Regions from separate parts of the Homo sapiens genome. Here all the other regions are linked to region 1. A link is a loop called in an ENCODE intact Hi-C map of the cell type or tissue named here. Cell type or tissue: Calu3. All regions are shown on one strand. Region 1 overlaps REC114 (REC114 meiotic recombination protein). Region 2 overlaps CD276 (CD276 molecule). Region 3 overlaps NEO1 (neogenin 1). Region 4 overlaps CD276 (CD276 molecule).

The links. Peaks named below come from ENCODE experiments on the same cell type or tissue, not always from the same donor. Only the 100,000 strongest peaks of a DNase experiment are listed, where the experiment ranks them.
Region 2: it touches region 1 in a loop (5-fold over the local background); 84 of 110 quality-filtered maps call a loop at or near these places.
Region 3: a loop joins it to region 1, with 8 times the contacts of the local background. A loop is called at or near these places in 21 of 110 quality-filtered maps.
Region 4: it touches region 1 in a loop (14-fold over the local background); 86 of 110 quality-filtered maps call a loop at or near these places.

Annotation. Positions count from the first base shown.
Region 1 is chr15:73,555,916-73,563,915 of GRCh38, reverse strand. REC114 (REC114 meiotic recombination protein) reads right to left here. Exons shown (of 6, transcript NM_001042367.2): 5 at 7,525-7,614; 6 at 3,903-4,164. The coding sequence ends at 4,000. It overlaps NPTN (neuroplastin), which reads left to right. Exons shown (of 9, transcript NM_012428.4): 7 at 659-680; 8 at 1,946-2,020; 9 at 2,868-3,902. The coding sequence ends at 2,006. Among named protein-coding and RNA genes, the nearest start is that of NPTN-IT1, 9.6 kb to the left of the region's middle. In Calu3, no CTCF peak of the experiment used is centred here; a DNase peak (open chromatin) is centred at 3,195.
Region 2 is chr15:73,686,877-73,694,876 of GRCh38, reverse strand. The region is part of intron 1 of CD276 (CD276 molecule); the gene reads right to left. Among named protein-coding and RNA genes, the nearest start is that of CD276, 6.5 kb to the right of the region's middle. In Calu3, no CTCF peak of the experiment used is centred here; a DNase peak (open chromatin) is centred at 3,320.
Region 3 is chr15:73,302,443-73,310,442 of GRCh38, reverse strand. It overlaps NEO1 (neogenin 1), which reads right to left. Exons shown (of 29, transcript NM_002499.4): 29 at 5,238-7,830. The coding sequence ends at 7,747. Among named protein-coding and RNA genes, the nearest start is that of MIR12135, 6.5 kb to the right of the region's middle. In Calu3, a CTCF peak has its summit at 4,304; a DNase peak (open chromatin) is centred at 4,332.
Region 4 is chr15:73,696,020-73,704,019 of GRCh38, reverse strand. It overlaps CD276 (CD276 molecule), which reads right to left. Exons shown (of 10, transcript NM_001024736.2): 2 at 4,302-4,434; 3 at 1,427-1,765; 4 at 934-1,248; 5 at 23-361. The coding sequence starts at 4,380. Among named protein-coding and RNA genes, the nearest start is that of CD276, 16 kb to the right of the region's middle. RefSeq lists enhancers at 1,293-2,014, 6,392-6,902, 6,678-6,972, 6,903-7,415, 7,416-7,927 and a silencer at 3,566-3,615. In Calu3, CTCF peaks have their summits at 1,427 and 3,587 (motif pointing right); a DNase peak (open chromatin) is centred at 3,589.

The DNA.
Region 1 (8,000 bases):
GTTCAGCTTTCCTCGGTGTGTCACAGAACATCCTCTGGTATACATACACTTGTTGCTGGCATAGCCCAGCATGGCTGACCCAATTTAGGTTGAACTATTGTGATTGCCTCTTCTCAATCTCATTCTCCAGACTAAAGACTCTTCTAAAGATTACAAAACAGCAAGAAAAACAGAGTGCCCTTTGGGGAAGTGAGGATGTGTGGCTAAATGTACAGATGGTACACATCCATTCACATTGCAGGATTGAGCCAAAACTGCATGCATTCACCACAAGAAAACAAACAGCAGGATTTTACAACTGAAATGTTGGTTTGTCTTCTCATCTATTTAAGAGTGAACCACTGGAACTTGGGGACAAGATGAGTATAACAATGTTGCAGCCTATCTGTCCGCTACAGTTGCAGTTTTTCATGACAAGCATTCAAAGTGTTAACTAAAACCATTGAAACAACATACCTGCCATTTAAACTTGAATCTAGAAATAATAACTCCATGAGTGTTTTGCACCTCCAGATGGAATGGCCTTTAATAAATGCTGTGAGTAGCCATGATTGCCACTTGCAGTTTGCTATTCTGTTAATCCTTATGCAGAATCTAACAGTTTTCTCCTTTCTTCTCTTATCTCTCATGGATTTTTAAAAAACTGAACACCATGTAGATGATGAACCAGCTGGACCAATGTAAGTACTTTATTGGACATTGATTCAACAGTATCTGATTGAATGATGTTGTGTTTGCAGTTTAATCAAATGGAGTAGCTAAGATTGGAGGGGAAGACAGTGAGTGGAAATGAAGGTTGCAGTGTAGATTTCTTAGCTTGACACAGATCTGACTAAAAACCACTTGATTCTCAGGATAGGTTATGCAGTCTTGTTTTCCAGTGGCCATACAAAGTGGAATACCATGCAAAAAACTTTTTTTTTTTTCAAATTTTGTGTATTTGATATACTTAAAATGTGGGGGAAATGGCCAGTATATCTGAGGCTCCCGGTTTTGTCAATGTTAAAACGTTTCTGATCCCAAGCATTTCAGATGAGGAATACTCAACCTGTAGCTACTTAAGGAATGTTTTTTTATGCACTCATATTGTGCCACAAAATTTCTCACTACACCAGGGATGGTAGTAAAAGGGTCCCTGTATTTCCATGTGTTATACTTTCAAAAGTTGTTACTGACCGAGTTTAACTCATGTAATGCAATTTGAGGCTGAACTATAGCCTGGATAAACTGTCTAGCCCCATTAACAATTGCTCGTATCCAAGAGAGAGGGTACTGCAGGTATGGAATCAATCTAAGATCGGCAGAATCTCCTAGAGTTGGACTAAAGAGTGAGAAGCAGACAAACAGCACCCAAATTTGTTAAGTACCAGAGGGCCCAGCACTGCCAGCTTATGATTACCTTTTATCAAGAAGGGACAGTGGTGTTGTGTTCAGTGGAGAAAAGTTTTACATATTCTCACCTGTATCGTAATTATAGTTCCGGATTCGAAGGGAAAGTACTCGTCTGCCTTGGGGGTCAAAAGGAGGATAAAATGAGGTATATACAGGTTGAGTCTACCTACTACCAAAATCCATAATCTGAAATGCTCCAAAATCTGAAGTTTTTTTTGTGTGCTCACATGAGGCTCAAAGGAAATGCTCATTGGAGCATTTTGAATTTTGGATTTTCAGATTAGGGATGCTGAACTGGTAAGTATAATGCAGATATTCCAAAATCTAAAAAAATTCAAAATCTGAAACATTTCTGATCCCAAGCATTTCAGATGAGGGATACTTAACCTGTAGCTACTTAAGGAATGTTTTTTTATGCACTCATATTGTGCCACAAAATTTCTCACTACACCAGGGATGGCAGTAAGTGAAAGAGTCCCTGTATTTCCATGTGTTATACTTTGAAAAGTTATTGACTGAGTTTAACTCATGTAATGCAATTTTTCCTCCAAAGGAAAACCAACTCTACCAACAATCACAAAGATAAAAACTTGCGCCAGAGAAACACAAATTAAGTACTGCTTACAATGTAAGTATGGCCTTCTGTAGCAGTCTTAAAAATTATATTCAAATGAATGTGCCTCTATTGACCTTGTTACAAATTCTTCAGTAATTGGTGTTATAAGATATTTTAGTTCATTTCAGAGCAGCTGATACTGATGAAGCCAGTTCTGTCTGCCCAGTTTAGGGACTGGAAAGGAACATTTTTCAGCTGCGTTGTTTTTTGTTGTTGTTTGGATTTTTTAAGATGGAGTCTCACTCTATTGCCCAAGCTGGAGTGCAGTGGTGTGATCTCGGCTCACTGCAACCTCCGCCTCCCGGGTTCAAGCAATTCTCCTGCCCCAGCCTCCTAAGTAGCTGGGATTACAGCTGCCCACCACCATGCCCAGCTAAATTTTGTATTTTTAGTAGAGACGGGGTTTCATCATGTTGGCCAGGGTGGTCTTGAACTCCTGACCTCAAGTGATCCGCCTGCCTCAGCCTCCCAGAAGTGCTGGGATTACAGGCATGAGCCAGTGTGCCCCGCCATCAGGTGCATTGTGTCACATGTTTATATAAATGCCATTTCAGAAGACATATTTTAAAATCAACACTTTTCACTACTATTATATCTTTACAAAGAGGTGAAAATTGTCACCTTCTTAGGTGGCTTATTCCCAGAGGCCTACTAGTCTTACCTCACGTCTGGGGGCAAGACAAGAATGGCCAGGTAGCAGCAGGGCCAGAATGTCATCTTGTTAGGCATATGGAGATCAGAATTTCACACCACATCCCTGAGCGTGCTGTTTGAACCAAAGTTTTGTGTGGCACACGGTGTAGTTGTGAGTGACAGTGCATAATCCCTTTATAATTTCCAAATACATATTTCTTTACAGATCTTTAGGTTCCTGAAACTGGTGGCAACATGACCTGCTAAAATTTTCTGCTTGGACCTCTTTGGTTCTCTCCCCTTTCAAGTGAGCAACACCACAATGACTGTCTAAAGCATGCCTTATTTAGCCTCTCCTGTAAGGGTGATCTAGCCAGGTACATTTTAAACAATGCTTCAGTGTAGAAGGTGTAAACTATTTTGGGCTTGATGTGCTGTGAATGTTGCTTTTTTTTTTCCTTTGTTAAAATATTTAAATAGAAGTGAAAAGGTCCTCTGAGGATCAGATCATGCATGCGCCATTTTTTACTTAATGCAGCTGTTAAATTGGCAAAGCTCTAAAATGCACTGCTGCCATCTAGTGATACACTTTTGTAAAGTACAGCAAAACCTACAGATATATACAGTATATAAATATATATATATATATATTTATATTTTTGGGGGTGGGAGAAATCCAAAATAAAGTAAATGCTTGTTTCATTTTTAAGCTGCTGATATTCATTCCTTATTGTATGTTGTCAGATGAGGAAATTGTGCAGTTCTGGTACATAAAGATGAGTAATATAAACTGAAATCTATAATTTTAAGGGCTTAACCTGTGACTTTAATAAGCTGGAACAGTCCACTGAATGGGTATAATGAATTGCAGTATATACGTATGATTGCTTTTTAAGTGATTATCTTTTCTTCTGTTAAGTCATGTAAATTCATAAATCCTTTTGCACTGATGTGTTGAACCTTATTCTTGTACATTCATTCAATCAAGGCAAACTTTTATAATTTTTCTTTTGTTTCCAATGACCTTGAAATGTTATAGCATGGTAATATTCTATGCAACTATAGTTATACTTTTTGGTTTGACACTGTATTTTTTCACATTGATTTACTGGTTGATGATAGATTTTATAACCTAACGGTTCTCATGCGGTGCGTAATTGTAGATGCATGTACTTGTGTGTTTTGTGTAATTATTGAAGTGCAATGATGTATAAAAAAGTGGATTCACCTGTTTTTAAAAATAAAACATTGATAAAAGGTGTTTGGATAATACTCTTTATTCTAATATCTTCTTTAATTTTAGGAGGAAGCATTTTTCAATACTTTGAAGTTCCTTAGTTATATATGTATATAGAGCATTAATTTCTCAAACCCGCCAGCTTTTTCAGTTCCTTTTCTACCTCTTCCACAAATGCTGGGAAATTCTGATCCATAAGGCACAAACGTAGGAAGGGGCCTAACTCTTCTGCACCCCATGCAGATTGTTCATAGACATGGGGCAGCTCCTCCGATGCCAGAAGAGTCTGCAGGGATACCAGAAAAGTCGTTACAGATTACAGGTAAAAGCAATACCTGGCTAATAGAACACAGGCAAATAGTGCTTTAAGGAAAGATTAGCGAAATACACACCAAAAAAATTAGTGTTAATTAGCTTTACAGGCTTCCTTTACATAGTTTTACTGTTACATTTACAATTTTGTATATTAATATGTATTCTGAATACACATAGCATGTGAGATAATCTTGTTGCCCTAAGGAAAGAATTTCAAATGTACTGATGAAATGTTTGCAAAGTTGAGATTCTACTTTAATGAAGAATACTGTGCTGATAACCTGTGGATTGAAAACAAACCTATCAATGCTATCAATGAATGAGCTCCACTAGCTCAGTTCATCTTCGCCACAGCATAGGTGGCAGAGTGGATGTGAGCAGCCTACTATGTGCTAGCTGCATTCTGAATGTAAGAAAGAGGCCACAGACTCCCAAAGGACATTAGTTCACACGCATCTTTTTCTGGCCATCTGTGAGTTTTGACAAATAGTCGTGTAACTGTCACCACAATCAAAATACAGAACATTTCTTTCACTTCCCAAAAAAATTCCTTTATGTGACCCTTGTGCTAACCATTACCGTCAAACCCTTAACCCTTAATAACTACTGATCTCTTCTCCATATAGTTTTGCCTTTTCCAGAATGTCATATAAATGAAATCATAATACGTTGTTGAATCTGGCTTCTTACACTTAGCATAATGAATACATTTGGGATTAATCCATGATGTTGAGTATAGCAGTAATTCATTTTTATTGCTGAATAAGTATTACATTGCATGGATGTGCCACAGTTTGGTTATCTGTGCTCCAGTTGAAGGACATTTGGGTTTTATTTTTTTGCAATTATGAATAAAGATGCTATAAACATTCCCTTACAGGTTTTTGTGTGAACACAGGTTTTCATTTCACTTCAGTAAATACCTAGGATTGAGTCATGTGGTGAGTGTATATTTAACTTTGTAAGAAACTGCCAAACTGTCATCTATAGTGGCTGTCCCATTTACATTCCACTAGCAGTGTAGATGAGAGTTGTAGTTGCTCACCCATCCAGGGTTTGGTATTGTCAGTTTTTCTTTTTGTTTTTAATTTAGGCATTCTAATAAGTTTGCAGGATGTCTCATCGTGGTCTTAATTTGCATTTGCCTAATGACTAATAATGTTGAGCATCTTTTCACATGCTTATTTGTCATCTGTATGTTTTCTTTGGTAACCTGCAGTGTTTTAAAACCAGTTGAATAAGTTGTCAACGTTTAAATATTAGGAGAGTTCAAATAAAAATCTTGACAATTTGGAAGATCTGGCAACACCGGATCCACAGTCCCACATGACGATGATGGGCTCCAGTTCTGTGTGGTCCACTTACTTTGGTGCATTGACTTGGTCATCTTATTGACTCCTCACATTAATTCTGTGAGGTAGGTGGTTTTATTCTTTACGTGGATAGCATGTTTTAGTGTGTAAGTACATAACTGGTATTTCTCCAGGAACTCTCTGTAACAGAAACTTACTTGGGATATACAGCACTTGTTTTGTTTATTTTTAGAGATGGGGGTCTCAATATGATGTTAGGCCAGGCTAGTCTTGAACTCCTGGCCTTAAATGATCCTCCTGCCTCAGCCCCCCAAAGTGCTTGGGACTACAGGTGTGAGCCACCATGTGCAGCCTACATCCCTTGTATTAATTGCATTTCTATCCCATCTGTGGTTATACCTCACTTAATATCCTATTAAATGAACATTTATGTTGTTTCCAATTTCTTAAGCATTGTGATGAACATATGTATATTTGTGTAGTTGAAATGAAATTATAGCTAACATAATATTAAATTTGATATGTACTGCTAAATTGCCTTCCAAAAGGTTTTACCAACTTACATAGAATGACATGTCCAAAAGATAAGAGCAAGTAAGTAATGTATCTGAGCTCCAAGCTTCATGCTTTTTCTCATTTGTATATGGTTCTTCCATACTACGTAAATAAACTGGGCAAAGGTATGCCTTTTCTAGCAATTGATATTTCCTAAATAAGGACATCACACCCTGCCTTGCTTATTGTTTTATTGCAGCTCTGTTTTCCTCAGCTTCTCTGATTCAGTTAGCCCCTAACCCCAATGCAAATATGGGCATTAGTCCTGCTGCTGGACAAATAATTTTTTTCATAGTTAGGGGTTTATTAAAAGAAATAAACATGAATTCTTAGTCTTCCTACCTCTTGAGTTTTTTATTCTATATGATTGTCCATTTATTTTGAGTTAGTGGCAAGCCAGATGGAGAAAACCCTTTTTTTCTTTTTTTTTTTTTTTTTTTAAACTACTGATAGTACAGTTTAGTGGAGGGATTAAAAGAAAATGTGGCCGGGCATAGTGGCTAACACCTGTAATCCTAGCAATTTGGGAGCCCAAGGTGGGGGAATCACTTGAGGTCTGGGGTTCAAGACCAGCCTGGCCAACACAGTGAAATCCTGACTCTACTAAAAATACAAAAATTAGCTGGGCGTGGTGGCACACGCCTGTAATCCCAGCTACTCAGGAGGCTAAGGCAGGAAAATCACTTGAACCCAGGAGACAGAGGTTGCAGTGAGCCAAGATCGCACCACTGCACTCCAGCCTGCTGGGTGCTGAGGCATGGTGAGACCCTGCCTCAAAAAAAAAAAAAAAAATCATACTTGAAGATTGATGAACTTCACACAGAATTCTGTGGCAAGCAGAAGCTGCTGGCTTGAACACCTGCAATGAGGAATGCAGTGAGGGGGAGACAAAGTCCTTGCAGAGCTCCCAGGAGAGTGGACGTCACACAACCATAGTTTTGAATGAAGAGGTTTTGCAGCAGGGGGCAAGGGGCTGTCTGAAAGCAAGTCTGAGTTAACAGCTGAATCCTCCTGGGTTTCACATCCTTAGCTGAGTACTAACAATCTACCCATATAGAAATTGTTGTAGATCTGAATCCACATTCATTTTGATATTTGTCTTAAAATAGTTCCCAAATTTCATTTCCATAATTACAATGGAGTCCTCCATTTATTCTTTTTTGGGAAAGTGGTGATTAAATTTTCTATATTGGACATTCAACCACTTTTCCCCGTTTTATTTCCTTAGGAGGGTAGATCTTGACTATGTGCCTGCAGCCATCATGTCTCACCTCACAACTTACTGTAATAAAACTTAACTCTGCAAGGGGTAGATGAAAATGGCCCGTCTCTGTCTCTATCACCTTTTAGAGTAATGCTTTAGAAGTTTCTCTCCTAAAACAAAGAATTGAACAAAGGGATACAAATTCTTAGGGGTCACTGCTTCTCATGACAAGAAAATTGAACACAGAAATAAGCTCTACCTGAGCTAACTGCGTCAGTGAGGTCCTTCCGTCTGGAGCGCCTGTGCCCGCTGTTACACACACTTGCTGTTGTTCTGAGTGCTGGTGGGACTGGAATAAAACAACATGCAATAAGGAGACTAGCTGAATGTAATCTTAAATACCAAAGGCCATTAAAGAGCAGAAATATGCATTCATGTTCAAAGAAAGAAAATACCACTAAGAGTGATAAAAATGGTTGTCAGCATAGGTCTGTCCTGGTTTAAACGGAGGGTTACTTGAGTTACCACAGCAGAAGTACTGAGTTTAAATTTGCGGCTCCTGACCTCTATTTGATGTTCCTCAGCAGTTGGCAGGCTGTTAGTGCTTCTTCCTGTCAGACACTGGGGCATTCCTCTGTTGTTAGAGGCCCAGCCTAGGATTCAGGACCAGGTGCTGGAGGGTGGGCCCGGTGCTGTTACCATGGCAGCCTACATGCAGTGGACGGACCCCAGCTT
Region 2 (8,000 bases), 130 kb before region 1:
AGGTGCTGCCAGCACACCCAGCTCTCCCCTTCTTCCATAGCATTTTTAGTTAGGCACACGGCCACTCAGCTAACGACTGCAGATCCCAGCCTTACTTGCAGCTGAGTGTGGCCATGCAATGTGTACACTGATGTGTACAGCTTCTGGGTCATGCCCTGAAAGAGAGAAGCATGCCCTCCCCTCCCTTTCCCCTCCCCCTTCCCACTGGCTGGAACATAGATGTGGTGTGTGTGGCGATCATACTGCCAAAGGCAACACCCTGAGGACGGCAGAGCAGCAGACAGAAGAACCCTGAGGGACTGTAGTATCAGCCCTGGATATACCCAGATGGTCACATGGGTGAGAAATAAACATCTCTTCCAGCATAAGTCATTGCTATTTTGGGCCTTTCTTACAGCATCTGAACTAACTAAGGAGCCATCCCACCCTTACTTTCCCTCCTTCTCTTCCCCGTCTCCGTACCCGATGAGCATTGCCACTGCTCAGAGCCACAAAAGGAAACCACATCTAAAATAGGTATCTCAAAATACGAACAGGAGACTATCTCATCAGAGTCACCGAGTGATGCCTGAGCCCAGCTTTGGACAAATGTCAAGGGTAGAAGTGACCAGGCTTGGGGACTGTTTGTATTGAGGGAGGGGCTGAAGGTGTCAAGAGGGCACTGAAGGCTTGAGCAATGGGCAAACATGGACACACATAACAAGGAGACCTGGAGATGAAGCACGTGGAGGGGGAAGATCAGTTCCTACTGAGCTCGACTATGGATCATCCACACCAAAATGTCCTATGGACTCCCAGACACACTGAGCTGCAGCTCAGAACAGAGGGACATGGCAGTCATTCGTGCAGTGGTGGTGACAGAACCAAAGGTGGGGTCACTGAGGGAGATGATGCCATGAGAACAAATTCTGGGGAAACTGCAGAAATTAATGATCAAGTATCAGAACAGGGAACCTTTCCCTGCCCCTCCCCCCACCCACCGCATACACACAATCTCTGTTTGCCCTCCCGTGATGGGCACCCATGGCCTGCATGGGCTATCCACTTGCTTTTGGACAGCGTTCATCGGTGAGAAGCTCTACCTTATACTTAGCCCAAATTTGTCTCCCAATACAGCCCACAACAGTCCTCATGTGACCCCTTGGACCACACAGAATGAGTCTGCCCCCTTCCTTATCAAAGCCCTGCAAGTATTTGATCTTCCTTGACGAAGTCACCATTGAGCAGCCATGTCACACCATTCACCAAAATAACCCAAAATAACAGACTATCAAATCTGTAGCCAACCATCAGAAGTCACTCACACTCATTGCTGCTAATCCACACCTCTGCCATCCTCTTCTGATGGAGTTCAGAATGGGGAGGAGTTTTACAGGATATTTCATTTGTTACTATTCCATTTCACCCAGTTAAACTGAGTCCATTCCTCCAACTGCCACAACATTTTTTTCATTGTTGTAAAATATATATAACATGAAGTTGGCCATTTTATCCAGGTTTAAGTGTATAAGTCGGCAGCATTAACTATATTTACAATGCTGTGTAACCCTGTCGTGATCTTTTGAAGTACTCTTTTGACTGTTCTGGTGCATAGACAATGCTCAATAATTTGTTGGTGGATTAAAAAAAGAATGAATGAATATCATCTGAAAAGGTTACTCTCCTCTCTCTGCTGGTGTCTGGGTGTCATCAAGGTCCTCAGGGAGAGGACAGGAATAGGAAAGCCCACAGCACCATCTGTCCCTGGATGATCAATGTCCATCCACCATTCAGTACACCGGGGTTAGGAGTGTTCCTACCTGTGCTGCTACCCAGCTCCCATCTACCCATCTCATCCCCAGGGCTGTCATGAGAAGCTTCACTGCTTCTGGCTGGGGACCAATCAACTGGAGAAGAACAAGAAAAGAAGTGCATTTTCAAAACCCCAGTGAAGCCATGCAAGTGCCTACTAGTGGGCTCTTCTTCAAGTGCTCATTGGTTCCAGGACTTTGTCAAGGATTAAGAACAAGATTATCGATCTGTTGTTCCCATAATCTACCATCTTCCCCATAAAACTGGTTATTTCCCTGTCTCAAGTCTTCTGGCATTTGTTCATTTATTCATTCAACAAATGCTTATTCATGATCCACATGCCAGGCATTGGCCATGCATGCAATATGAATGGAGATGAAGAATCGTACATATAAATATTCAACTACAGGGGTTCTCATTCTCAAGTTGGGAGGTATGTTTATTATTATGCTTCAAAAGTTACCCATGTTATATATATTATTTTGCTTTTATCAAATAATAATAACATAGGCCAGTTTTGTTGAAAGCCATGCACCAGGCTCTGTTCTAAATGCTTTTACACATATTAACTCATTTAAGCTTCCCAACAATTCTGTGAAGTAGGTACTATTATTATCCTATTTCACCGAGGAGTAAATTCAGGGATGGAGAGATTTAATAACTTGCTCAAGATTACAGAGCTGCTAAATGGCATATTTAAAATCCCACATTTTCATATTAAAAATAGAAAAAAGGTTTAGGAAACAAATATATCATTAAAATAGAATATGACCAGTTTTTTGGTACACATTTATACAAGGTATTGTGGGAATGGACGAGGCAGTAGGCTTAAACCTGGATGAAAGGGTCAAGCCATTCACTGGGGGCTGGGGAGGCTCAGTAAGGACTGCACAGAGGAGGAGACATCTCGGCTATCTGGCGGAGGGGACAGCATGAAAAGTCACAGAAGAGGAGATGTCCACAGCATATTCTGGGAAGATGGGACTCCAGGAGAGGCTGAGACTCAGGAGAGGAGGCAAGGGAGGTAGTGAGGGACGTAGATGGGGACTCGGATTGAATCTGTGCACAGCAGGAAACTGTGGAATACTGTGACCCACGTGTCCAACCCTCTTCTACCCTAGACTGGCCTGAAATATCCCTGACAGCTTCTCAGAGATTCTGTCTCCAAGTTCACCCCACACCAGGACAGGCAATCCCAGGGGCCAGAAGACAAATACAGTTAAAACAGATGAGCACCTCCCCGTATGGCCTAAACTTCAATTCCTTCTTAACATCTTCTGCTCCTTCTTTCCTTGACAAAGAGGCAAATTCAATGCCGAGCAGATCGTCTCCGTCTTTGGTAGCTAGTCTTAACACAGTTATTTTGCTCCATGTCCTTTATTCTACAGTGCCCTTCTCTTGGTCTATGCTGGCCCCTTCTGGTAGCAAGGCTCCGCACTCCTGCAGGGAGCCCAGTCCATGCTGTACTGGTGGAGCTGTCCTCCCAGCCTAGGGCCTGGGCATGTTACAAGACCTGGCTCATGGAGAAACCTGCCCTGCCCCCACTCAGTGATTAGTTCGAGAATGAGCTGTAAGCCAAGCCACACCCAATCAGAGACTTCCCCAGAGCCTTGCTGCTGCAGCCATCAAAAAAGACTCTTTCTTGTTGAGATTACTAAGAAGGATACGGTCTGGGACTGTTAGCAATAAATGTGTCTGCTACCAACAATCTAAAGAATTGATCCAAACAAATGAACAGAGGCAGAGATGGAAGCTAGAAGGATATAGAGCCCTAAAACCATCATTTAAGCCCCTATTCCTGAAGCAAGCTGCACACATAGACTGCCTAGGTACTTAAACAAGTCTTTTTTTTTTTTCTTAAATGTGCTTGAGCTAGTTTTCTATTATCTGTAACTGAAGGACTCCTCAAATATGTCTGCTATATCTTCACTATCTCCATTTCTCTCTACCCCTGCTTCTCTTCCTGGTCTTCCAAGTCACCATCATCTCTTGCCTGGATAACTATAAAAGCCTCTTCACCAGTCTGTTCACCTTCTCTAGTTCCCCCACCCAATTCTGTTCTCCAATCTATACTCTATACAACAGCCAGAATAATTGCTATTAATATAAAAGCATAAATTATATCACTGCCTTCAATAGTTAATCATAGGGCTGTTCACTTTCCTTGTGATAAGATCGCAGCTCCTCCATAGCCTACAGAGCCCCATCTGCCCTGGCCCTGCCCACCTGCCCAGCCTCACCTCTTCCTACTTGCCCCTCACCACAGTGGGCTGCTTCCAGTTCCTACAACATAGGACTCCCTTTCCTACCTCACAGTGTTGCTGCAAATACAGTTTCTTCTTCCTAGATGACATGGGTGCTTTAAGACTCATGTTGAAATTTAATTGCCACTGTAACAGTATTAAGAGGTGGGGCCTGTAAGAAGTGAAGAGATTAATGCTGTTATCACAGGAAAAGTGGGCTCCTGATAAAAGCGTAAGTGCTGCCCCCATACTGTCTGTACTGCACGCTCACATGCCCTTCCACAATAGGATAATGCAGCAAGAAGGCCCTCGCCAGATGCCAGCACCATGCCCTTGGACTTCCCAGTCTCCAGAACTACAAGCCAAATAACCTTTTTTTCTTTATATATTACCCAGGCTGTGGTATTCTGTTATAGCAGTAAAACATGGACTAAGATAAAAGGTAACACCTCCATATTCTGAGGGTCACCTTGACAGAAAAGCCAGGTAAGAGATCTGCCACTCTAAGAAGGACCCTGTCATTCATTGCACCCAGTCTGTTTTCTTCATGATATATGAGAACCTCCCTGAGAAGGAACCACATCTGCTTTATTTAACTATTGCATCCTTAATTCTAGCAATGGCTTGGCACATAATGGGTTCTCAATGCACGATTCAATGAGTGAACGAATGAATGCATGTGTGTTTAGATAGAGAGATGGATAGATATATGGATGGATGGATGTTTGTATATGGGGAAAGGATCTGGATGCCTGAGAGTGAATGCAACTCTGGAGTGTCAGAATAAGGGTGAGAGTTTGCTACTGTTTTCTACTTGATACACTTCTCTGTTTTTAACTATGAACATGTAAATTCTTTTGCAATTAACGAAAAAAGGAAAACAGCAACAACAGAGATATCCTGGACTTTAGACCAGGCTCTGTCACTCACTTGCCAGGCTCCCTAGGCCAAACCCCTTGCCTTTCTGGGTCTTCATCTCCTCAACCATCAAAGGGTCCTGACCACCATCCCATGCTGTGACCATATCGCATGTTGGGCTGGTGTAATCACAAGAAGCTTCATGGAAGAAGTTAGCACTAGTGTTTAAGAAGATGACTTTGGAGTTGGAGAGACAGGTTCAAATCCAGACTCTGTCACTTCCTAGTAATGAAACTTTATGAAAATATCCTCTCTGAGCCTCAGTTTGCTCATTTGTAAAATGGGGATTATAAACCTTACCCTCATAGGATGATTATAGGACTCAATGAGCAAAATTATCAAAACTGACCTAGTTAATACTAGGTGCTCTATAAATGGGCAGCAGCCTCAGAAAAGAGATGGGAGGGTCCCTAGAGTTCCCTGGGAACAGCCTCCCTGTTTGCCTTCCTTTTTCCTGATAATCTGAGTCAGTTTGGGCCTTTTATGTTCAAGGCTGTCCACTGGGCACCACTCCCCAGTCCCGTGATCCCACCCAAGAGCAGGAATCAGTTCTTCCTCTCCAAGCGATTTCTGTGTGAGTCAGGACAGTAGTATGTCATCAGGGCTGGCCAGCAAAGCAGGGCTAAGGTCTCCCTGGAACTAGAGGCATGTGCAGGGGCTGCAAAACTGACCTATACATGCATGTGGAAATGTGTACACACACACACACACACACACACACACACACACACACACAGGAGGCACAGAGCCCTGAAAAAAGTGAAAGCTACATTGGGCCCAGAGGAGGTCCAGCCAAAAGAAGGGATGGCAACAAGGAGAATAGGGAGAGGAAGGAAAGGGATGAGAGCACATGAGACCACATCAGAGCGCAGATTTCGGGTCAGACACTGGCAGGCCCAGGGCACACACATCTGCATTCACTCAATATCTGCTGAGTCCTGCTAGGTGCCCACCTAAACATATCTGGAAATCCTATCCTTTCCAGAAGCCTTTCCAGACTGCACTCAAGGAAGGGTGCATTTTCTCCAGATGTGATCTGCCTAAATGCCTCCTTGCCTCCAAATTCCTTTGGTTTCTACCCTGAAAGAGGCTCAGCTTAGCAGAACAACTCTGCCGACCCCTCTCCATCTAAGCACCAGACCCCTCTCGGAGTGTAGCAATCTCCACCAGTCCTCAGAGCTAGAAGGCCTCTTACGGTACACCTGGTCCAGCGCCTAGCTCCAGGCCCATTGTACAGATGGAAATCTGGACCCAGAGTGGTGGCCGGCTGGCCAAGGGCCCACACTCAATTATCAGCCACCAGCAGAAGTGACTAAGAGCCAGCTGATGCTCCTATCTCTCTTCCTCACTTATTGAATGGAATCACCAGGCTGCCTTGCCTGCCCAGGGTACAGCATGAGCTCAGAAGCCAGCAGCCTTGGGTTTCAATCCTGACACCGATGCCTTGCTGAACACATGACCAAGTTTAAATGACTTAACCTATTTGAGACCCAATTCCAAATCTCTAAAATGGGGGTAACAATCCCTACCCCACAGGGCTGCTGTGAGAATAAAATAAGACAATAGAGAGAGAGGACTTAGGAAAGTGCCCAGTACCAAAACTGCAGTAATAATTATTATTATTGCTGTTATTATTGCCGCAAGCATGGGGACAAGGCCTCCTAGATGGGGCCTCTGCACTGAGCGAACACTTTGCCCCTACCCCACTCTCCCTGGCCAAGACCTCCTCTGTCAGGCCACACATCTGGGCCTCTGGGACCATTACTCCTTCTGTATCCCTACTTTTCACCTAGAGCCCTATCAGTGCCCCAGCTCCAAAGTAGCAAATGCACAACTCGACTCCATCTCTGGCTCTGACTCATTCTAGTGGTCCTGGGCCCCTTCCTCTTCGCAGATGCTTGGTCACAGTTCCAAGTACCATGAGCTCCTACCGTCCTGCTGCCATAGCCCCTAGCACAGAGCATTCCCACAGGGACACATTCCAATGTCTCCCACAAGGCAGCCCCAGTTCCTAGGAGCCTGCATTGCCTCTAGGGTAACTTGGGACCCCTGCCTCCCAGAGACAGTATCTCTCCCTGCTCCAAGGCTCCCAGCAAGAAATGCTTCTCACTCCACTTCCCGCAGATTAAGCTCCCTATGCCTAGAGAAGGTCAGATTCCCAATGGCATAAGGTGTGTGGAGCAGGCATTCATTCTCTGGACCACAAAGAGAAAGAAAGGGAGAAAGGGGGCAGCTGGCTGGGAGCACTGGTCAGAACTGGAGGGTGGAGGGGGAACTCCTGGAAGCCCCAGCATGATAAAGTCCAGGGCTCTGGAAGAGAAGAACTCTCAGCAAAGGCCCTGACTATGCTGTGAAGGCCACTAGTCACTGGGTCACCCAGGTCAGGCCTGCCCCTTCTCTGGTTCCCCAGATGAGTCTTCCCTGACTTACTAAGGAGACCCTTGGCACATCTTACCGGGCTCCAGAAAGAGGGGTAAAACCTGTGCCTACCTCCAGAGCAGCAGAAAAAGCCAGTTCTGGAAGCAGACAACAGCCCAGCTCCACCATTTGCCGGCTGTGTGTCTTTGGGCATGTGACTTACCCTTTCTGGGCCTCAGTTTCCCCAACTGTACAATGGTGTTAATGATACCCTACCTCATAGGATTACTATGAGGATTACATGAGATAATGTCTATTTAGCCTCCAGCACAACCCTACCCACTCCCAAACCTGAAAACCCAATGCTCCTATCTGGCACACTGCAAGGGCGGTAGAACTGGGGGTGGCAGGCAAGGGTTGCATAACTGTACACGTGGCCCCCTTCCAGGTGTGGGGTCCATTCTGAGCCAACAAGACCAAAGGCAATTTCTCAAAAATCATGTGGACCAGTCCTCACCCCTCTCCCCCTCCCCTAGGCCCTGGGTGTGCCCTCCCCCTTTTGCTGGTGGACTTCCCTAACACTCCTGCCCTGGGGATGTGGGAAAAGGACAATGAGAAGTCGCCACCCACTCAGAGGATAAGCTCATGGGCAGTAACGTCATCCTCCTTGCCATTTTTCCTCTTTCCCTG
Region 3 (8,000 bases), 250 kb after region 1:
ATTAATAGCAATCCTTCAAACTCTTCCAAAAAATAGACAAGGAGGGAACACTTCCCTTATTCTATGAGGCTAGTATTATACTGATACCAAAGCCAGACCCCTCCACTCAAAAAGTACAACACTCCCCCCTTCAAAAAAAACTACAGACCAATATCTCTTATGAATATAGACACAAAATTCTCAACAAATTCTCAGGGAAGATGATGATCACTCATTTACTTATTTTTTGATAAGCGTCAGTCAGGCTTCCCTCTGGTTCTTAGTATTAGGCTTTTCCCTGAGGAAACCCCAACCTCTTTTTTCATCTACCACTTGGGTCAGATTTTCTGTTCCTGTTACGGACATCCCTTACTGTCTTTGGAGCAAATCACTGAAAAGCATTTTCTGTTGTAATTTATCCAGTGTTGGAATTTTTCCTGCTTTTTAGATTAGTTCAAGCAATGCTGGAAGAAACTCCTTTCTTTGGTGAATTCGTCCATCATTCTCAGTGTCACCTACTTCGTGACACGCAACTCTCCAGTTAGGGTTGGAAATTCCTTCTTTACTTTACCAGATCACTTTGTTTGGGTCTCTTAGCACTTTTCATGTTCTTTTCATGAAATTACCATCTCATGAGTACTCTCGTACTCATTTTGCATCCTCAGTGCCTGGCATATAGTGGGCCTTCAGAAGTATCTTTGGAAACAATTGAAGATTTCCAGCTTTTTGGGTGAGGAAGACCCTTTTCTGACTGGCCGCAAATATTCCTTCTCTCATCCCACCTGCCCACACTGAGATCTCTCTGGCTTTGGTTACAGTCAATTTCCCTTCTGTGTGTTAGTCTAGAATGTTCATTGGCTGATTCTCCTTACGTATCATGGGCAACTTTGTCTGCAGGAGCCTGATCCATAATTTTGCCTTCAAAAGTAAATCCTGGCTCTTTCCTCTCCAGAAAGCCATGAGCTGCCCAGAATTCTCGGCAAGACCTGGGTTTTGAGTTTACAAAAGGAACCACTTTATTCTTGTCTCACTAGAACTGACCCCAAGCTGTGGTATCTGGCCAGCCAAACTTAGCTTGACTGGGCCCAGTATTGCCCTTGCAGTGTTCCAGGAATCTGGGGGACCAGCTCCCTCTCTCCCCGAAAGCCAGCTAGCCAGACCTGTGCACCCTCCATAGCCTTTGCACTGGCCTGCTGGGGCCTCTGCACTGAATGCAGTGACAGGAGGCTGAGCACAGGAGTGACATGGGATGGCTGGGATCTGTACTGATGGCCACGTGAAGCAGGCAGCTCCACAGCTCTGCAGTGGCCTCCTCCTTCCTCCAGAAAGATAAGCCTCACATTACACCCTAGGCTCAGCTCAGCCTTAGTTCCTCTGCAAAACCTTAAGTATATGCTCCTAGGAGGAATTAGGGCTTTGTTAAATTCCCTCAGTACCGGGCCATGATGTATTAGTTACCTGATTTCAAGTCCATCTGCCTCACGAGGCAAGTTCATTTAGTGAAGACCTATGGTGTGCTGGGTGCTCGGGTGGAGAATCCAAGCACAGCTGCTTTCCTTAGCGAGGTCACAGTGTATTGGCGGAGACAGAAACGTGAACAAGAATGATCAGGGGACTGGATGGTTAGGCTGGGCCTTCAAAGATGAATAGATATGACCAGACAGAGAAAGCCAGTGGTCAGGGTAGGGGATAGAGAGAAATTGAGGCAGAGGAAACAGTAGAGGCCAGACATCACGGCTTATTCTGCAAGTGTAAATTGCTGTCAATGGTTAGGGCCAAATTCGGGTGAAGGGGCAGGTTAGTGGGAAATAAAAGGGACGAGGCAGACAGGGCCACACTGGAGTCTCTACCGTAGGGCAGGTGCTGGAGCTCTCATCGCACAGTGCTGAGCAGCGGGGAAGCATCAGATTTGCGTTAGAAGCAGCACCTGAACACTTGTGTGGAGGATCGCTCCCTGATTGCTGGTGAGACTCAGGCAGGGGGCTTAATTAGTAGTTTGCCTACCAGACAGCAAAGAGCTACTCTGGGGGACCTCTGAGAGGTAAGAGCTGGCAGGATTTGCTGAGCAATGTGCTGTGGTGTTGAGGGAAGAATTTAGAATGGCTCCCAGATTTCTCCTTTGGGCAACCGGGTCCACAGAAGGCAGACCCCATTAGCAAGGGGCTGACACCTAGTAACAGGGTGATGAGGCTTTGCTCCAGGACCCCGAGGAGGGAGAAATTGTAAACTGATGGCAACTCAGACACAAGCTGAGGTCAGTCTGCCTCTTAAAATCTGGATTAGGCTGATTGGAACCCACATTTCTTGACCTGTGTCCCCCTTTGCCCCCTGGACTTCTGAGAGTTCTCAGGTTTAGATTCTTATGGTCACTTCTGGCCCTCAGCTCCTGCTTCTAGCGAACCAATTCCATTCATGGGTCACCCGTGCCATGCCAGACTCATGGCCTGCCCACCGCCATGTTGGCCCAGATGCTGTTTTCTTCACTGGGGGAGTGTCCAGTAACACATTCAAGGCCATGTGCACACAGCAGATGTTACATGAGATTTGGGGAGCTGGAGGGGGTTCACTCCATAGAAGTGCAAATAGGGCAAGATCTTCTCATTTGGCCGGGCGCGGTGGTCCACGCTTGTAATCCCAGAATTTTGGGAGGCCGAGGCAGGTGGATCACGAGGTCAGGAGTTCGAGACCAGCCTGTTCAATATGGTGAAACCCTGTCTCTACTAAAAAATACAAAAATTAGCTGGGCATGGTGGCGGGTGCCTGTAGTCCCAGCTACTCTGGAGGCTGAGGCTGGAGAATCGCTTGAACCTGGGAATCGGAGGTTGCAGTGAGCCGAGATCACGCCATTGCACTCCAGCCTGGGTGACAGAGTGAGACTCTGACTCAAAAACAACAAAACAAACAAACAAACAAAAAGATCTTCCCATTTAAGAAAGGTCTTTGAACACCTTGAGGCCAGCCAGTTCCCACTGGGGTGCTTTCCCACAGAGCCCCTCATTCTTGCACCATCTTGTTGATTATACCGGTTGCGTGTCCCCTCCACCCCTAATTATTTCAGGAAATCCCGAATTATTCTTGTGCTATAGTGCAGCAGGTACTCCCACCAACCTTTTGGAGCTCAGCTTTAGGTCCCTTTCATTTTACAAACCAAGTTCCTAATTGAGGAAAAGGGTGTCTTGAGATGAATATCATCCACCATGCTTAGAGGGTAGTGGTAGTTTTAAGTAGCACTTTTCCAACATTATGTACATTTACAAGATTATTAAAAACAAGTATTATTTTCTCTCAACTACTGTCTCCTACCTCTTCCTCCTGCACCCCTGGTGAACTCCCTCCTTTGGTAGCTGGGAACCCTAGGTTAAGAATCGGGTACCTGCTGTCTGGGGTTCTGTCTGTGGTTAGCAGTGGTTCCTCTTGGCTCCCTGGTTCTCCAATCCCTGCCCATGGCCCTGTCATCATCAATTTGATGGCTTGCTTATTGCTTGTCTCCAGTCTCTCCTGATGGTTCTCCCCACTTCTGGCAGGAAGGTGGCTGCAATTGGGAGAGGTTGATGGATGGGGCAGGAATGGGGTAGGGGAAGAGGTGTTTCTTCTTCGTATACACCCTTGTCCATATGCTCATCTTAGAACAAATCTGCAAGATATTCTTGTGTTAGTTCCCAGCTTGAAGTTGGTCATGAGGCAGCACCATTGTTTCTTTTTCTTTTTTTTTTTTTTTTTTGAGATGGAGTTTCACTCTTGCCCAGGCTGGAGTGCAATGGCATGGTCTCTGCTCACTGCAACGTCCGTCTCCCAGGTTCAAACGATTCTCCTGCCTCAGCCTCCCAAGTAGCTGGGATTATAGGCGCCCGCCACCATGCCTGGCTAATTTTTGTATTTTTAGTAGAGACAGAGTTTCACTATGTTGGCCAGGCTGGTCAAGAACTCCTGATCTCAGGTGATCCGCCTGCCTCTGCCTCCCAAAGTGCTGGGATTACAGGCGTGAGCCACTGGGCCCAGTCCAGCATCGTTTCTCATGACTGTCATCTTTCATCTTTCACGTTTACCCCAGGAGGCCAAACGGCCATGGCTGCTGAAATGGGAGTGTTCTAGCACCAGAACACTGGGGACCTACTAGGATCCCTGCCAGGAGGGGGCTTCTTGTGCGCGTGTGTGAAGCCTTTCAGCACGCTCCAGGGCATGAGTCCTCGTGACTGTTTGTCTATCCATCCAAGAGACAAGCATCTGCTATTGTCAGAAACTGCCCCTGGCATTAGACATTCAGAAAGGAGTGAGAAATAATCTTGTCCCCACTGAGCCCACAGGGCCCAGGAAAAGACTCAAACAAATCATGGTAATATGTGCCAAGAGCTCCACCTAGGGACGCACAGGAGGGATAGTAGCAGCAGACGCCCGGCACTTAAGACAGAATGGCAGTAAAGAGGACACTCCAGGCAGACTGAGAATGGCCTCACTGGTAGCTTTCTGTGGCCACACCCCTGGTACACAAGGCAACATTAGTCTGGACCTGGAGGCTGTGGCAGACAAGCACCAACCTGCAGCTATGGGAGCATGGACTTCATCCTGAGCCCAGTGGAGTGTGGCTAATGGGAAGGACGGGATTTGGGCTTCCTAAAGTACACTCTAGCCACAGAGCAGATGAACAGTGGGGCAAAGGGAGCAGTGAGGACACTGTGCTCTGTGTTTAGCCCTCATTCTATTATTGCAAGCTCAGGCCTCTGGCTGCTGAGGTCCCCTATTCCCTGGCCCAGACTCTGGGACACCACGAGGAATCTTACACAGTGAACACAGTAAGGTGAGGCAGCCTGGGGCAAGCGGGCATCCCAGGAGACATCTGCTCCAGCTTCAGGTCCCTATGAGTGGTGGGGCTGGGAGTGGGGAGGCCAGGCCCCACGTGGACAGTCAGTCTGCCCTAACAGAATGCGCTGCCGCGGCAGGGACATGGCCTGCACTCCATTCAGGGACGGCTGCCAGGGGCCCCCTCTGATTCCTCAGGCTGCTCAGTCCCTGCAGGGCAGCAACAGGGGGATGGGAACAGGGACAAGACTCATTTTTGGTACTGGTGGACGGTCCAAACACCTCCTGCAGCCTCCTGGCTCACCTGCCACCCTTCCCTGAGTCTCCTCATAGACTACTGGCTTTACAGTTGTGAAGGCAACCGTGAAGTCAGTTAGAGGCTGGGAAGCAGGGGGCCCCAAAGTTGTTGTTATTTTTTTTTTTTAAGGACAAAGGAAAATAACTCTTTGACCAGACCAGAGTTTGATTGGATTAAAAAAGTGTATTGGATTTCCAATACTAAATAAAAACATGAAATCGTTTTTAAAAAGCCATAGAGTTTACAGCATCAACTACAGAAAAGGCCAAACAAGTGTGTACAGACGCCAGTCCCAGCAGCCCTCTGGGCCCCTCCCACAGGCAGTGCGGCGACAGACACAGGTGTTCCAAATCCCCCCGAGGAAGCTGCTGAGCGGCAGCTCAACCAGGACACTACAGGACACACAATGGTTTAGTTTCGAAAATCACAGGAAAATGTAAGAAAATGTATTAAATTGTGAAAAGGTGCAATACAGAATAGCTTTCCTTTTTCTTAATTTTTTAAAAAACCCCCAACTTTGAACAGTTATTTTATTTAAAAATAGGCCCCTCCCCCACCCGCCCCAATTCTGTGGCAGTATCCAGGTACCAAGGCCCTGAGGTAACAGAAGCAGTCAGGGTTTGTGGGAGGAAATGCCCCAAATACTGAGCATGTTCTTTGGGCAAAAGGTAGTTTCTGGGGAATCTGGCCCTCCTGGTGGCCAGAGTGCTGGGACAGCTCTCTTCAGGATCAGTTTAAGTGCACTGGTTTTCCAGAATCCCGCCTGGCACCCCCATGTGACCAGCGAGCTCGGCAGCAGCAGTTCCTGCATTGCACCTTTCATTGCCCCCCAAATCATAAATACAAAGAGTTCATCTTGTAAAAAAGCAAGTATGTGACAAGATCAAACATGGCAAATCCCCAAGTTCAAAGGCAGGTGGCCTGGGGTACCCACTGGTGGTTTCAGCAGCTGATCTCTTCTTGGCTATAGAACTGAAGCCCGATTTACTGTCTACACTGCCTTCCACGCTGTCTTCTGGGGATCTGTTGGGGAGTAGGGGAAGATGCCTGAGCGTCAGTCGTGTGTTTTCCATTATATATTCTTAATATTAAAAAACCACACACCTCAGCTCCTTACCTTTTTAGGAAAAAGAACCCAAGAACTATGTGCAAAGGCAATGGCTTCCATGTGTGGCTGAGCGGCTGGGTTCACCTCAGACAACTCCTGTGGCTTCATTCTCATCAGGGCTTAGCTGAGCTGCTGGGATGGGGGGGGTGGGCAGCTGTTTCCGCTGTCCCTGCCCTTGTTACTTGAAAAATAATATTCAGAAAGATGTGTGGAAGCCTCAGGGGGCACTGCAGCTCTGCCTTGTCTCATTCCTGCTAATGCTTTCTCTGAAGGGGCTCTGAAGTGTGGAAGAGAGCGCTGGACTGGCTGAAGACTGAACTAGAGAGAAGAAGGAGTCGTATACGGAAACAAACAAGTTCCTTCCTTAACCTCCAACTTCCTCAAAGAGAGCCAATAATAGCAGCAGGAAAGGGTCTCCATCCTTGCTTTCTGATTTACAGAATGGGGTCAGGCTCTTACCCTATTCTGTGTGACTCAGGCAGTTAGAAATACAACATCTGGCTCCTCAGCATGGACATTCTTACCAGGCTATGACCAAGACATCAGGGCCGCTAAATCCTCAAACCCATCTATTGCACAGAAGAATTTTAAAACCAGATCCAAATCAAACTCCAGTTGCAACGTAGTGACAATAAGGATGGACATGCCAGGAAAGGACAATAAAGAAGATGCTTCCATTCTCTGCAGGCTTCTGGAAGAAAGTACAATGACAGAAACATTCACAGGACCTCAGCAGCCCCTCCATTTCCTATTACCAACCCCCAGCCCCCCACCCGCCCCAATACTGAAACTGCACAGAAAGCAACAAACAAGTCTTTTCAATGTTACATTTCATTCAATTCAAATAGATCTGTAATCTCACAGTGATGAGAGGAAAGAGTCAGGCCTTTAATAATTATAATAAAAAAATAATAAAAAAAGCTTACAAACAGCAATGCAACATTTCCTCCCCCTCAGAGTGATGGATTAACAGCTGGTAGAGGATGCAATGACTCAGAATTAAAAAATAAAAATGAAACCAAAAAACAAGCCAACCCCAGGAACGACCCACACTGTCAAAGACTTTCCATACATAATTGGAACAAGCAGTCAAATGTCAACCACTTGTGGAGAACACCAAGGACTTCCTTGGTTTTGGATGGCGTTTTTGTTTTTGAAGGTAAAATAAAATAAGACACAAATAAAATTGTACATAAATGCCAATGTCTACACTCCATAAAGGTGATGCAGTCACAGCACAAAGACACGGCCTGACCACAAAGTGAAATGCAGGTTGCACTTCTCGCCTCTTCCCTGGACACAAAATTTTGGCCCATGGTGCCCAGTCCTGCAGAATATCAGCAGGCAAAGGGAAGCTGCCTCGACACAGGCTTCTTCCAGGCTGACCAGGGGAAGGCAGGTGGCCATGCCTGGAGCCAGCCCTACACAGAGGCGCTGGCCAGTCTGCTGGCTCATTCTGTGTTCTCAAGTGCTGTCCTCTCGTACTCTGTACAATTCCTTGTTTTCAAGGGTAAGTTCCAAGACTTCCAGACTCAGGTTTGAAGTCAGGTCCTGGTGAAGGTCGTCATGCTGTTGTGATAGCGTTTAGGTCCTTCATTAGTCCTTCCAGGTGGGCCATCTCTTTGGTCAGCTCATCTGGTTCATAGCTCTATGGAAAAGAAAACACTGTTACTGGGCTGGATCCAGGGAGCAGCTCAGAAAGGAGAGCCCAGAGAGAGGCCAAAGCCTCATGTGGTCAGTAGTCAAATGGCCCCAGAAAACTGGCTACTAACACGCAGGGTGGCTCAGAAGAGTGGAAAGTAGCAGGATAGACCCAAG
Region 4 (8,000 bases), 140 kb before region 1:
GCGTCGCCCTCCTGGTGCTCACCGGCCACCTGCAGGCTGACGGCAGCGCTGCCGAAATCCCGGATGCTCACGAAGCAGGTGAAGCTGCCCTCGTCCGCCACACGCACGCGCTGCAGCCTCAGGGATGCATTGCCTTGTGCCAGCAGGTCCGGGAAGAGGGCCGTGCGGTTGGCATAGGCGCTGCCCTGGTCCCGGCCTTCGGTGAAACTGTGCACCAGCTGTTTGGTGTCTGTCAGCTGCCAGATGAGGTTGAGCTGTGCCAGGCTGAAGCCAGGCTCGGGGGAGAAGGAGCAGCGCAGGGTGGCATCGGTGCCCACTAGGGCCACCACCGGGTCCTCAGGGACCTGGACCTCCACGGCTCCTGGGGGCGGGGTCAGAGGGGCAGGGTGGTGAGGAGAAATGGGACTCTCTAGGCTACCACCCGAGTCCCCCAAACTCTTCCCCCATCAATTCCCAGACCCTGTTCCATCTTCCTATTTTCTTCTTAGATGCAAAAGCAGATTAAGTCTGAGGACTCTCAGATATGGAGTCTCCCCAATCTTCTGAGAACAATCACAGCAGGTGGGTCTTGGCCTGACCAGACCAATCCCAGGGCCAGGCCTGGGGCAGGTGACTCTCACCAGCTCCAGCCCTGGTGAATCCTGCCATCAGGACTCCTTTCCTTCGCCCACCCCTCTGCTGACCCAGATGTGGCTCCATTCTTCCCAGAGGCTTCCAGAGCCTTGAAGTCAGGAGAGCCTTAAGAAGGCCTGTGATTTCTCCGCCCCCAACCCCTCCAGTGAACATCCCCACCTCCCCGTTATCTTTCTCCCTATCATTAGGAGGCAACTTGCTGTTCTGGGAGATTGAAGGTGGGGCCAGATTCGGAGCTCCCAACCCCTGCCGACAGAAGCAGAACCCCCCTCCCCCAAGGGGACATTTAAGCAAAGCAACCTGTGGGGCTTCTCTGGGGTGTGATGGTGACAGAGCTGTGCGCATCCTGCTGCAGCACGGGGTTGCGCACCAGGCAGCTGTAGGTGCCATTTGCACCCAGCACCACCCGCAGGATGCTGTGCACATCAAACAAGCCCTGCTCGTTGGCCATCTGCGACGTGGTCACGTTGCCAGTCAGGGGCACACCCTGCCCATCCTGCCAGAACACCTCAGCCTCAGGGTAGCCCTGGTAGCTGGAGCACGTGATGGTCACCGTGTCCCCTGGCCGCAGGTCCTTGTTGGGCTCCAGGGTCATGCTGGGCTTCGAGTAGGGAGCTGGAGGTGACAGAGGGCAGGGGTCAAGGGCAGGGCAATGGCAGAGGACGAAAAGGATGCATGGGGCTGAGTACAGGAATCAGCACTGGGGTTCTGGGAGCAGTGGTGCAGCAGGGGGTGGGCTGCAGGGGGAATGGAGGGTGAACTAAGGGGAAGGCGTCCCCCTCCTGGTGCTCACCGGCCACCTGCAGGCTGACGGCAGCGCTGCCGAAATCCCGGATGCTCACGAAGCAGGTGAAGCTGCCCTCGTCCGCCACACGCACGCGCTGCAGCCTCAGGGATGCGTTGCCCTGTGCCAGCAGGTCCGGGAAGAGGGCCGTGCGGTTGGCATAGGCGCTGCCCTGGTCCTGGCCCTCAGCAAAGCTGTGCACCAGCTGTTTGGTATCTGTCAGCTGCCAGATGAGGTTGAGCTGTGCCAGGCTGAAGCCAGGCTCAGGGGAGAAGGAGCAGCACAGGGTGGCATCGGTGCCCACCAGTGCCACCACTGGGTCTTCAGGGACCTGGACCTCCAGGGCTCCTGGGGGTAGGGGGAGTGGAGAACATATAAGGGGGACTGAGGAGGGGTGGGCCTCCCTAGTCCCGCTCCCTGCCCCTGCTAACCCCAGGCCCTGTCCACCCCTCCTTTTAGGCCTGAGACCCAAAGTAATTTATTGTCTTAGGACCTCATTCAGTCAAGAATATAGTCAGCACCTACAGGTGCCAAGCATAAAAGTCAGAAATGCAACAGAGAGCAATACTACGGTCACATCCCCACAGAACTTACATTTTAATGGGAGAGAGAGACAAATGGGCACACAGATTCTCGTCAGCATGTGACTAAGGTATGTGAGGAAAAGGAGCCAGCAGGTTAGTAAGTAAAGCAACAGCTTTTCAAAAATCTGGCAGGTACTTTACACCTGCCTGCACCATGTGCATTTCCCCATGAGCGTAAGTAATGTTATAAATTGGGGAGTCCAAAAAAGTATCCACCAAAAATGTCAATAGTGGTTTCTCTGGAGGAGAGAGAATCACAAGTGCTTTTTCTTTTTTTCTTTTTTTTTCTTTTCCTAACGAAACACGATTTGTTTTTATACAAGAAAGAATACCCGTACCTTTAAATATGGTGGTGAGGCACATGCTCTTTAAAGCAATTAAGCTGAAATTTATAGGGAATGAAAAAGAGCTGACATACAGAGAACCCCGTAGAGGAAACAGCAGGTGGAAGGCCCTGAGGCAAGACTGGCCTTGCTGTGTGAAAATATCGGGGAGCGTCCAGTGTGGCAGACACATCTGATGGGAGGGCATGTCCCACCCAGACCAAAGATGACTTGAAGAGACCAGTGAGGAATCTAACTTTTTCTATGAGTAATGGGAATCACTGGGGAGTGTTTTAATCACGCATAATCTGAGTAGCAATGCTTAAAACTCACTCTAGCTCCTCTGTGGAGACTGGACTGTGGCAGGGCAAGGGGGAGGCCAGTTAGGGGCGGTTTCAGCTGTCCCTGTAAGAGGTGAGGGTGGTGTGGCTTCAAAGGGTGGTAGTAGAGAAGAAGAGAGGGATCAGATTCAAGGTTTATTTAGGAGGGAATCAACAGGACTTGCTGATGAGTCAGAAGTGAGGGGAAAAGGCCCGGCATGGGAGGCCGAGGCAGGTGGATCACCTGAGGTCAGGCGTTCGAGACCAGCCTAGCAGATATGGTGAAACCCCACCTCTACTAAAAAATAGCCAGGGGTGGTGGAACACACCTGTAATCCCAGCTACTCAGGAGGCTGAGGCAGGAGAATTGCTTGAACCTGGGAGGTGGAGGTTGCAGTGAGCCGAGATCGCGCCACTGCACTCCATCCTTGGCAACAGAGCAAGACCCCATCTCAAAAAAAAAAAAAGAGGAGGAGGAGGAGGGGAGGAGGGGAAGCGAACCCCCCCACCCTGGCACTACCATTCTCCGGTAATGGTTAGATTGTGTGCTTCGAGCACTAGCAAAGCAGGCACACTCAAAATGTGGGAAGATCAACCTTGAAACAATGCTAATTGAATACAGCACTCATTAAAGGTTTCCTGCATTTAGAAAAATAACATTGACTTTATGGTTATTATTTTTATTGTGAATCATACTCAGTATCATAATCTTTGCAGTACCTAGAGATCTCTAAAGTTCTTAAGCTAGCCTTGGATCTCTTGCTGAAACCCCTGGTGCCCCAGGCCAGTTCTCATGCCCTGTCAGTCGAACCAGGGTGCCCCTTGGAGGGGACATTTGGGGGAATGAAACCTGGTAAGTCACCCAGACAAAACCCTTTCTTGCTCTAGAGAAATCAGAGCAGCCGTGGGTAGAGACAGGCACTTCTTTATGGCCACAAGATGGCGCCAGACCCTCAGCTTTGTCTTCCCCACGGAGGAAGCCGTCTCAGAGCAGAGATGCTGATGAGAATTTGAAATGTGATGAGGATATTGTTATTAAAGTAGCTATTATTATTGAGTGCTTCCTGTGTGCCAAGCACCGTGTGGGGAGAGTCACATCGTTTATTCTACACAGTTATTGGGCACCTACTATGCAACAGCCGCTCTGGCCCTGAGATGGACCCTGCTCTTTGAACAGGGAGGAAGCAAGCAAACGCCAGGTGGGGGCGAATCTAGGCAGAATAACGCAGGGAGGCCAGGGATAGGGAGGGAGGAGCGGAGGTGTGCTATTTTATACAAGGGAGCTAGGAGAGCCTTGAGAGGAGGTGACATTGAGCAAAGACCTCCACAAAATATGGGATCCAGTCATGCAGACGTTTAGGGGCAGAAAGTTCCAGGCAGAGGAAAGAGCAAGTGGAAAGGTCCTGGGAGGGGGCGCACACAGTGTATTCAAGAAATAGCACGATCTCATTTAGCACTCATGTTCCCATTTTACAGACAAGGAAATGGAGGCTAAGAACAGTAACGTGAGTTGCCTACTGGATCCCACAGGTGGAAGTAAGGTATGGCCCTGCTAGCCAGAGCTGGCTTGGCAGGACCCCTAACAGGCGTGGGCACCCCCTCCCCAACTGCCACAATCACTGTCCCTCCCCTCCCGTCCCCATGCTGCTACCCTCACCTGTGAGGCAGAACCACAGTGCTCCCAGGGCTGCACCCACATGCACACCCATGCCAGGGCTGCCCCGCCGACGCAGCATCTTCCTGTGAGGCGGCTGACAGCTGGGCTCCCCGTGGTGGAAGGCTGCCCCTGCCTGGGAGAAAGAGGACGCAAGGCCTTTGTCTCCAAAGGTTCTCCCCAGACCATCTCTTGCCTCATCTCTCCTGGACCAGAGTGGGGAAGGCTGCAACTGCCCACTGGGAGGTCCTCATTCCCATATCCCACCGGGCCCCCTGCTGAGGAATCTTGGTGACAGATGCTTGGCAGGGAGTCCCTGGGGAGGCCTGACAGGGAAGATGGGGTAGGGGGCAGCTGGGATCCACCCTTTCAGCTAAGATGTTAGTATCCAAATATAAGGAAGAGGAGGCAAGGCGGCAAGTGAAGGCAAGGTTGGCTTGCTCTGGGGCTAGGATGTGTGCAGATCAATTTGGCAGACAGTAGCTGGTAGGGCAGAGCAGGAGCTCCTGTGGGGGCCAGACTTAGAGATGGGCTGACAGGTGTGAAATGTATCCTAAAGGCAGTTGAGAGCCACTGAAGCTTCCTGAATAAGGGAAATACACGGTCAGAGCTGAGCTTCATGAAGATTAATCTGACAGCACCTCCACCCGCTATCTGATGGGAGGGTATGTTTCAGCCAGATCAAGCAGGGCTTTGAGAGACCAGTGAGGAATTTGGGTTTTTCTATGAGTAATGGGAATCACTGGGGAGCATTTTAATCACACATAATCTAGGTAACAATGTTTAAAACCCACTCTAGCTCCTCAGCATAGACTGGATTGTATCAGGGCAAGGGAGAGGCCAGTTAAGAGGCTATTTCAGGCTGAGTGCAGTGGCTCATGCCTGTAATCCCAGCACTTTGGGAGGCTGAGGCAGGCGAATCACTTGAAGTCAGGAGTTTGTGACCGGTTTGAACAACATGGTGAAACCCCATCTCTACTAAAAATACAAATAATTAGCTGGGCATGGTGGTGGGCACCTGTAATCCCAGCTACTTGGGAGGGTGAGGCAGGAGAATTGCTAGAACCCAGGAGGCAGAGGTTGCAGTAAGCCAAGATTGCACCACTGCACTCCAGACTGGGTGACAGAGCCAGACTCGATCTCAAAAAATAAAAATAAAAAAAGAGGCTAATATAGCCATCCCTGTAGGAAGGTATAGTGGTGGAATAAATGAAGGGCCAGACAGGAGACAAAGCATGTCTGGGTAAAAGTGACAGTATCTGAGGACTTGGGTAGAGAGAAAGAGCAGTCAGGTTGGCCGTGGTTTTGAGCCTCAGTGACAGGGTGGAGCATTCACTGAGGCAGAGAAAATGGAAGGGTTCAGTATAGCTTGTGTGAAATCAGCAGTATTTGCAAAGAAGCTTCTAGGACAGAGTTTTAGGAGGCGACTAGGTGTATGAGTGTGGGAATGCAGAGAGAGAACATTTGCTAGCTTAACACATCTGTATTGAGTGACCAAGACAGATCAGAAGTGGAAGAGGCAAGGACTTGGGGATGACCTCAAGGCTGGAGTCAGGACTGAGTAAGAGGCAAGTCTGTGGCTGCAGGTCAGGCCTGAGCTGGGGATGAGAAGGGCAGACATCCCTAAATCCAGCCCTGCTCCCAATCCCAGCCACCCTCCAGGCTGCACACACCTTGTCCCTGAGTCCCACAGCTGCTGCCTAAACATTTGTGCCATGTCCTGATCAAGCCACATCTATGCCAACCAACACTGATCAACAAGAATAGAAATGATTTCACGTCCTCCTAATACCCTGGGAGATAGGCTGTAACACTTGGTCCTATTTTTGCAGGACTTTAAAAAATTAAAGCCCATGGCTGGGTGTGGTGGCTCATGCCTGTAATCCCAGCACTTTGGGAGGCCGAGGTGGGTGGATCACGAGGTCAGGAGTTTGAGACCAGCCTGACCAACATGGTGAAACCCTGTGTCTACTAAAAATATAAACATTAGCTGGGCGTGGTGGCTCAGGCCTGTAATACCAGCTACTCAGGAGGCTGAGGCAGGAGAATTGCTTGAACCCAGGAGGCGGAGGTTGTAGTGAGTGGAAATCGCGCCACTGTACTCCAGTCTGGGCGATACTGCAAGACTCTGTCTCAAAAAAAAAAAAAAAAAAATTAAAGCCCAGATAAGTGACTTTGTTAATGTCAAGTAATTTGCCAGTCAGCACAGCCAAAAAGAGTCCAATTCTGCTACACCTTTCCACCCTTCCACGGAGCAAACCTCATCAACAGCTGCTAGCCTCAATTCCATTCCAGGCGCCCAGCCTCAATCCTTCCAATCCCAGCCAGGCACACCCGCCCCCCGCCACCCTCCACTCCTACACACACACACCCCCAGCAGCTGGGCCAAGGGAGTCCCTCAGCCAAACCATGTGCATCCTGGCCAGCCCCCCTTCTCTCCCAGCTGTCTACAGTGGGGAAGCCCTGAGCAGCCACTTCCTTTCCAGACGCTTCCGGCCTCAAAGCCTTACTGCCTGCTGAGTCAGCAGCCTTCCCCGGCTCCATTCATAAAGCACCTTTGGCAGGCACCACATCCTGCCCCACAAGGGCCACCCTGAGGCCCACAGGAAGATCCAGCAGGCAGCTGCCTGCAGGACCTGCCCAACCCCTGCGGGAAGCACCAGGGCTAAGGATGAACGAACGCCCAGATTCCACATCTCCCTGCCTCTCTTTAACCCCAGACAGAACCAAGGCCTGTGGGTTCTTCCTGGGCCGCCTCCCTCACTCTCCACACTGCTTCTCAAGCTTCCATCTCCCACCCTGACCCATCACCCCCCTCACTGGCCCTGCTTGCTCCTCTCTTTCCCTGCCAGCCCCATTCTCTAAGGTGCCTTCTCTTAGGACCTAAGACAGGAATCTGCTCATGTCCCTCCCCTGCTCAAGAACTTCCCATGGCTCCCCATTCACTATAGAAGTCAGACCCCATTCCTCTGCCTGGTACTCAAGACTCTTCATATAATTGTCTCCTTCATATATCAGGCTAATTCCTGCCACTCTGGGCAGGTACAGGGAGCAGAGGGCACCTCCCCTGATCAGACCTACCCAGGCTCTCCCAGGGCCGAGCTGCGCTTCCCTCCAGAGGGAAGATGAGGGACTTCCAGGGCTGCGCCCTGGACTTGCTCCCTTTCATTCCTTTCCTAGACTCTGGATCCTGGAAACCTGCCCTGGAGAGAAGCAGTTTGACAGCCCAGAAGCAAAGAGACCAGAAGAGTCCACGGCACCCAGAGACCCCTACGCTGACAGCTGGGCCTGGAGGAGCTGAGGACAGGAGAAAGAGACAGAGCTCAGAAAGGAAGTGCTCCCTGGAGAATGGGAGAGTGTCCTGTGAACACAGAGCTGGTCGGCCCGGGACCCAGAGCCACGTGGAGCCACGCAGGCCTCATGCTGCCTGCGTACCACCCCCTCCACCCATGTTTTCCACAAAGGGGAATCTCATCCCCAGCCGGGACCTGCCCTGGAGTCAGCATGTGCCACCCGTCCCGGTGAGTCACCTGCCAGTGCCCACTCCTCGTCCTTCTCCTTCCTGCTCTATCCCAAAACCACAGAGCACCTTCGGCTTTCACAGAGCAGCAGGAGAGAGGGGTCAGGCTGTCCTCAGCCTAAGGTACAGCAAGGGCATCCAACCCTGCAGAAGCAGGGCCACAGGGAGGCTCCCAAGAGATG